Regions from separate parts of the Homo sapiens genome. Here regions 2 and 3 are each linked to region 1. Evidence: chromatin loops called from intact Hi-C (ENCODE). Cell type or tissue: prostate gland. All regions are shown on one strand.

Region 1 (2,500 bases):
TCTTCTCACTTCAAGCCCTCTTCCTTTGGAAAAAGTGAAACTTCCTTTCATTGTTCTTGTCTTTAGGATGGGATTGAAATCTGCTGTGAGTTTAGACCTTTATCTGTTTCACAAGACTCCCTGTATTGAGTTGAACATGAAGACTCATCTTTCCCAGTTCCCTAATAAGAGTTCCCAGGCTTAAAGCTCTATGAGAGGTATGTCCAAACACACTCAGGCTTGTAGGATGTATAAGAGCTTTGCCTTCTAGCCCCTTGTCTCAATGTCCCCAATTTGTATGCAGAGTTAAACTATGTCACAAGATTCCTAGTTTATAGACAGGCCTATAATTGAGTGATGGGGGATGGGGGGGCTTGACCTGCCAACTACGGCAGTCACCTGCATGTTCTGGGGGAGTGGCTATGCCTGCATGTTCTGGGGGAGTGCTAGTGAGCCATATTTGGTGTTATGGGTTATGGAATAGGATATCACTGTTCTGTGGCACAGCTATACATTCTATATTTTGCTTCTAAATTGATCATCTTTTATATTGTGGGGCAGGCAAGTGTGTAAGTTAGAGCCTTGACCTTGGTAAAGGTTGCTTGGCACTTGGCACTTTGTTTTTTGGGGAACCAAGAGTTTATTTCTGCTTTTTAATCAGGGACTCACTCAACAGAGGTCTCCATGTGAAAGCAAGTCTGTACTAAAAAGCTAAACAGCACTTCTGTGGACCTCTCAGTGGTTATTTGATTGGATGGCTCAAAGTGTATCAGATCATGAGTTTAACTTCCTGTATGAGGGAGATGGCTTTAGAGTCCAGGATGAGGTATCTGAGACCACAGGACACTGCTAGAAACTGACTCGCTGACTTCTATGCTTCACGAGATATGAGTGGTCTTGTGCATCCCTCCCAGGGTTTCTGGAAGTGCATGTGGGGTGTGAAAGAATCAGACAAGTCCCAAAGGTAAACTGCCAGGGCAGAAACTCTGAAACCTGATTCACTGTGTTGGCCAGAAGAGGGCAGCACTCACACAGCAGAACAACTTTACGCATTCAGTGACTTCAAGGAGGATCCATACTCAGAGCCAACGATCCCTGAGAAAGCCTGGAGAGGGGTTGGGGCCTCAAATGAGCAGCTTCTTAGTGATGTTTCTGGGAAGAAAGAATGGACAAGTGAGTGGCCTCTTGGCCTGATAAGTACTTTGCACTAAAAGAGATAGGAAGGCCTCAGAAGCAGTATCAGAAACAGTCAGTCTCTGACCTTCTGTTCTTCTGTCTCCTGTTTGTTCTTTCCAAGACAGGTCACAGAAACTAGACTTCCTCTTCCTCAAGGCAAGTCATAGAAACTAGAAGCCCTCTTCCCCAAGGCCAGCTGTAAAACCTGGAAAGATTGCTCACTTTCTCCTTGCCTTTCTGTGTAAGGACTGGCCATGAAGAAATTCTGACCTACCTTGACTAATAGTAGGTTATGAGACCCTCATTCCACAAGGGGTCCTGCCACCAACCCAGGTGGAAGAAATGCCAGAGACAAAGAATCTAGACAGGCCTAGGTGGCTTTCCCAACTCAGTCTATTAGCATTAGGTCATATATCTCTGACCATTTACAGTCCTACATGGCTGTTCATACATCATTAAACCTAAGCAGGAAAATAGAAAGTTTTCTGTTTCTCCGTGGGTCTTCATTCTGAAGGTTCCCATGTCAAATTTTGATAGCATTTTGAAAAATAAATTTGGGCATACAGCCCTGGGTAGAGGCACTTCTTGGTAGGGAAATGGGTGAAGGTAAAAGGAACCTGTCTCAAAGCAGATGATCCAGAGTAGGTGTTGGAGAAAGATCTCAGTGGGGGACCAGATGCGGAAAGATTAAAACAGAGCAAAGATCCAGAGAGGCAGAGTCAGCTCTTTGGTCAATAATAAGCACCTTGGTTGAGTAGATGGTCACAGAATGGCATGTTTCTCAGAGGGACTTGTGCTTGAGCAGCATATACCTGCCTTAGTATCTTGGCCCTTCTAATAAAGGGATGAAAAATACATTGGAAATAGTTTGATTCTCAAAGTTGAAAGCAGGCTGGCCTTGGTATTCTAGATCCATCATGTGAGCACGTTTCTCTTGTGTGCATAAAACAGCATCTCAGAAGGTGTAAGTGTATGGATTAGTGAGACTTCTATGCTTTTACCCTGTATTTTTTATTGCTCACAAATCTTATGCAAACATGAGCTTTCCTAGGCTTACTTAATATTTCCCTTTATGTGACTATCAGTGACAAAGTGCAGTGAATTAAGCAATGTGAGCATAAGGTGTAGGCCTTGTGAGAACACAGAGCACATGGAAGACCATCAGCATCCTCCTTGCGCTCATGTGCAGCTGGATTTGCTGGTGAGCACCCACAGGGTCATTTTTGTGTGTTTTCTGTTTGCATAGTGTCTCTTGCCTAGAACACTTTCCCAGTACATAACAATGACTACAGATGGTGACCTGAGATAGCAAAGAAAGTCTATAGTACATTGGTTCATAACAAAC
Region 2 (2,500 bases), 220 kb after region 1:
GACTTCTCCACACAGGGGATAGTGGGAAGCCTTTGCAGCACAGCAAAGACACAAACAGCTTTGTGTTTTGAGAAGATGGTTCTGGCTGCAGTGTGGAAAGTGGATTGGGATTGGGGATGGGAAAAGAGCAGTTAGCAAGCTATTGAAGTAGTTGGACAATGGTGGCTGGGAATAGTTTCTAGCAGTGAAACGGGAGGAAAGTGGAGAAAGTCAGGCTATTTTAAGATATACAAGTGCCAGCTCTTAGAGACCAAATAGATATGGGGATTAAAGGCGATGAAGGAGTTCAAGATAACTTCCCTGGTTTTTAAGCAAATTTTTGAGCAACTGGGTGAATGATGATACCATTTACTAAGACTTGGAATATTGGAGATAGAGCAGGTTTTGAGGACACTAAGTTCAGTTTGGGGATAATATGATTAGTGAGAAGTATCTAGGAGGCCTCTATGAAGAAATGACCAGTAATTAGGCTATTGAATAGATACCAATGTGAGAGGACTTACATGTAAACTTGAAGGACTGGGAAGAGACACACACCCCTAGGGAGAGAGTACACAGTGAGAGGAGCGGAATAGCTAGTTAGATGAAGAAGAGAAAAGAGCAAAGCAATATGACACTGAGAAGATTACTTGGGGGCACCTGAGGTTTGCAGATTAGCTGATATCAAGGGAACAAAGTGATATGCCAAAAACTTTCAAAATTGCATAAGGGTTCTCTTGCTGGAAAATGAAACTATTGACTTTTATTTATAATGTCCAGGTCTTCATTGATGGTTATAACATAAATATATGCCGAATGAGAAAAGTAGATGATGACTTATTATCTACATGACATATGATTATATATGATGACATATGATTACATTATAGCGTCAGTAGAGGAGAAACAAGATGAGTATTTTGCTAATGCTCACTGCATGCACTATGCTTTAAAAGCAAAAGCACAATTGCTTGATCACTTTGACATTGGTATGTGGTGGCCTCACTGTTCTCAGAAATCTTTCTAATCACAGAAGGTACAAGCCCAGCCACTGCTGAGGCCGAATGTGATCTCATGCCAGAGGACCAATATGCAATCTGATTTTGCAACCTCAGGAATAAGGAGTTGGATTTGGGCAAGAATTTGTTGGACTATTTCAGATTTTTAGGGGTTTTTCTCCCCTCCTTCATGAATATTTCAGCCTAATCAAAAAAATCTCAAACCTCACAATATTTTTAAAGCAATAAGTCAAATCAAATAAATGATTTGAATGTTGAAATAATGCAACACACCCCTTCTGGTCAGCACACAGGCAGGGTCTTCTTTACCTGAGGACAGACCTTTTCCTTCCCGCAAACTGTTTCTGTAAGTAATGCTGCCACCTAGCAGTCTCTTGGGGAATCACCACCCTACAAGGTAATAGCTTTCGGTACACACGTTTTAGGTTTGTGGTGGCTTCCCTGCATTTAAGTTGGGTTTAAACAACACTTGAAATATGAATTTAATTACCTTTGAAAAATGTCTTTTCTGCAGGTATAGGTCTTGAAATCATGGTGTGGCAAAAAATAGGCTGTTGAAAGCAGCTCGCTCAAGATGAAAATGATGGCAAAATGCACAGGATTTGCACTGTCCAAACTCATCCAATTGCAGACACTGAATATGTGCAGTTCTTTTTATATAAATTATTCCTCAATAAAGCTGTTTAAAAAATGGTAAAATAAAAAGAAAATGATGAAAAAAAATAAAACACCCCCTGTGTAAAACTTCAGTACATTTGTATGAAATAACAAACCTCTACAAGTAACTTGTGAGGAGAGTAGGTAAAAACAAAGTGTGGATGATCAGCGTCAAAGAAGAACAGCTCTTTAACCAGAGAACTCTGGAGTCATAATCTCAAAGTATCACCTATGTGCCTACTGGAAACCTAAATGCTGTGACATTTTAATTCACAGCAGGAGCTTCACTTGCAAACTAAGCAAAGTTACTTTTTCATGTACTTCACGTTTTTGTGTTTTCACAAAGGTTAAAAAGAAACAGCTAACAGTTATTGAAGTGTTTGCTATTTGCCCAACACTGAGTAAAACACTTTCCAAGCACTGTTATGTAACCTACACAATCCCCTGAGATGATGTTACTGATACTGGTGGCCTGGGGAAGTTAACAAGGCAAATAAGTGTTGGAGTCGGGATACAAACCGAGCCAGTCTGATTTCAGAGCCTGAGCTCTCACCTCCAAGGTTATAATACTTTTCTATTGTGCTGAAAGTTATGTGGGAGCAAACAGATGTCAGATGTTCAGCAGGTTAAAACATGTGTTAACAGGATACAGTAAGTTTCTGTTTTCTAGTTGAGTGGCATGAAAGAAAATGTTCTCAATTGTATCACAGTGACATTTGTCCTATCTCTTACTACAAACTACTTTATTTAATCACTGTGAAACTCTACCGTTAACTCTCTGTTTAATACCTGTTGACTACCTAGATTGTCAGATACTTTGTCCAATTATGCCATCTCACTGTTTT
Region 3 (2,500 bases), 230 kb after region 1:
CCATAGTCATTGAATGAGTCATCGGCCAAGATGCCATCAAGTCTCATCTGGACTGATTAAATAGCTTAAACACTGTAACAGCATGTAAGTTGTTTGGAATATTTAGGATTTTTTTTTTTTTTTTTTTTTTTTTTTTTTTTTGATACGGAGTCTCTCTCTGTCGCCCAGGCTGGAGTGCAGTGGCGCGATCTCGGCTCACTGCAAGCTCCGCCTCCCAGGTTCACGCCATTCTCCTGCCTCAGCCTCCTGAGTAGCTGGGACTACAGGCGCCCGCCACCACGGCCGGCTAATTTTTTTGTATTTTTTTGTAGAGACGGGATTTCACCGTGTTAGCCAGGATGGTCTTGATCTCCTGACCTCGTGATCCACTCGCCCAGGCCTCCCAAAGTGTTGGGATTACAGGCGTGAGCCACCGCGCCCGGCCGGAAATAATTTTTTTACCATATTATCTAGGAGAGAGTAGGACCTAACCACATTTTTATAACTACTATTGTGCATCCGAGAGTGCTGACATTATTAAATTCATTATCAAATCGAGCAAGTCATCAGCCATGAACAGAACTGAGTGTGAACAGGGCTTGGAGGAAATAAGTGTCTCTACCTCTACATCCTCCCACCTTACAATTTCCTATTCATGCTTTCCATCCCCCTGACTCCCATCATTGGCCAAATCCATTCAGAAGAGGTTAGATGAGGAAACTAAGGTTCAGAGAGGTAAATGAATTTGCCCAGTATCACCCAGCTAATGAATGTCAGTTCTGATATTTGAATCCCACAGACCGACTCCAAATACCATGATCTCATTTATTACTTTACATGTACAACTGATGGCTATGCCAAATATGAATTGTTATAATTTTTAATAAAAGTTAATGAAGGCTAAAGATGTGTATTTTTATCACATATTCTACTATTGAAAAAATTGCTTATCTTATGGCAGGCAATCAATTTTATTTTCAAGCATTTTTTTTTTAAATCTGGATAACAGCCTCTCCCTTTGAAATCTAAAGATCAAATAAATATCTCAATATATCCCTTAACTTGAGTGGGGCTGGAAGCCCCAGGGGAAAATCCCTGATCTAGCCCTTTCTCTCTATTAAGTGGACAACATCCTTAAGTATACTAACACCCTTTGCCCTCAAAGGGGGGCAAGAGGAATGAGGATCCCAAATGATGCCTCCTTGGCCTGATTCTTGTGCTTATCTCTGAGTGGTAGTCCCAGCGAGGGCCTCAGCTCTGTCTCTGACACAACCTGTGGTCTCGGGGCCCTTCTGTTCCTCATCCACTCCTGAACAAACTGTCCTCCCCACAAACCCCAAGACCAGCCCAGGACAGGTCTTGTGGAAACAGTCTGGTAACCTCACAGGGCTCTGCAGCCGTTTCAAGGAGGTTCTTTAGCACCCTCTGGTGGCTACTGCCAGAAATACCATGTTCAAATTGAAGAGGGCAGTGAGGGCGGTGACATTAACGTTGGACCGGATTCCCTGCTTCCTTTTCCATTCAGTCAGACCCTGAAGAGTGTCTCCCAGGGATTGCGGACAAGGAAATCAGGTGATTCTTTTCTATCGGTGCCCAGACTCGGGACTCCACGGTCTTCACTCTTAAAGTACGGCCTCCCAACCAGCAACATTGGAGAATCGGAATCAGAACCTACATTTCAACAAGAAACAGTGATTTATATGCAACTAACACTGAGAAGCTTTTTTCCCTTATATTTTGTCTTTTACATTTCTCCCTACCTCCTCACTGCCAAAAGACAATATACAATCAATTTTCACAGGTAAGCCCTCATTCTTCAAGTTAGGTCTTCCCCCAAGCTAAGGAGAAGGAAAAGAAGTAGAAGTTAGAAGATTTTGAATCAAAATTTGGTTCTGCTATGATTCACTAACATATTCAATTCTCTGAATCTCATTATTCTAAATGTTCAGATGAAAATAACATCTAGCCCTTATGGAACTAAGAATAAACTCATTTTCAAATCAGCTAACTTGGGGTCATTACTGGGATTCATAAATGCCAGGAAATTAGGATTGTTCAATTTCTGATGCCATTCCACTGGCCTTCTAGAAATGGTCATGTCCAACCCTTTGACTTCAAGCCGCAGTGCTCTGCTGGCATCCAGTGGTGAATGGTGTAATGTGGAAACATCAAACATGGTAATGCAGTGTACCCTAGAACTGACCCAGGAAGATGAAACCTAAAACCAGCAAACACAGCTTATCATATGACCTCCAGAACAGACCAAAGAGAGGAATAGAAGAAATGTGGCTACCAGCCCAATGTCAGCTGAAACTAGCAGCAGATAGAGACTTTATTGTTCTGAGCAAGACAATCTATACCAGTTCATTATCAGCTGCCAGGTGCCAAGCTAAAGTAATCTGTGCTCGATTTTCTTTTATGCATCATCCCAAATTAGATGTAAAATAATTGCCAAGAGTTCAGTCATGCTGAGACCCATTATTCAGTAATAAAATTGACATTTCTAAAGTACTTTATCACA

Evidence for each region. A loop is a pair of places that touch in the nucleus more often than their neighbours do. Peaks named below come from ENCODE experiments on the same cell type or tissue, not always from the same donor. Only the 100,000 strongest peaks of a DNase experiment are listed, where the experiment ranks them.
Region 2: it touches region 1 in a loop (5-fold over the local background); 100 of 110 quality-filtered maps call a loop at or near these places.
Region 3: a loop joins it to region 1, with 6 times the contacts of the local background. A loop is called at or near these places in 91 of 110 quality-filtered maps.

What each region holds. Positions count from the first base shown.
Region 1 is chr4:77,384,571-77,387,070 of GRCh38, forward strand. No RefSeq gene overlaps it. Among named protein-coding and RNA genes, the nearest start is that of CXCL13, 220 kb to the right of the region's middle. In prostate gland, a CTCF peak has its summit at 996 (motif pointing right); a DNase peak (open chromatin) is centred at 1,001.
Region 2 is chr4:77,599,707-77,602,206 of GRCh38, forward strand. It overlaps a transcript of CXCL13 not described here. Among named protein-coding and RNA genes, the nearest start is that of CXCL13, 4.9 kb to the right of the region's middle. In prostate gland, a CTCF peak has its summit at 1,368; DNase peaks (open chromatin) are centred at 1,375 and 2,185; H3K27ac peaks cover 1,069 bases.
Region 3 is chr4:77,617,431-77,619,930 of GRCh38, forward strand. No RefSeq gene overlaps it. Among named protein-coding and RNA genes, the nearest start is that of CXCL13, 13 kb to the left of the region's middle. RefSeq lists a silencer at 1,341-1,440. In prostate gland, CTCF peaks have their summits at 1,421 (motif pointing left) and 2,127; a DNase peak (open chromatin) is centred at 1,411; H3K27ac peaks cover 1,499 bases.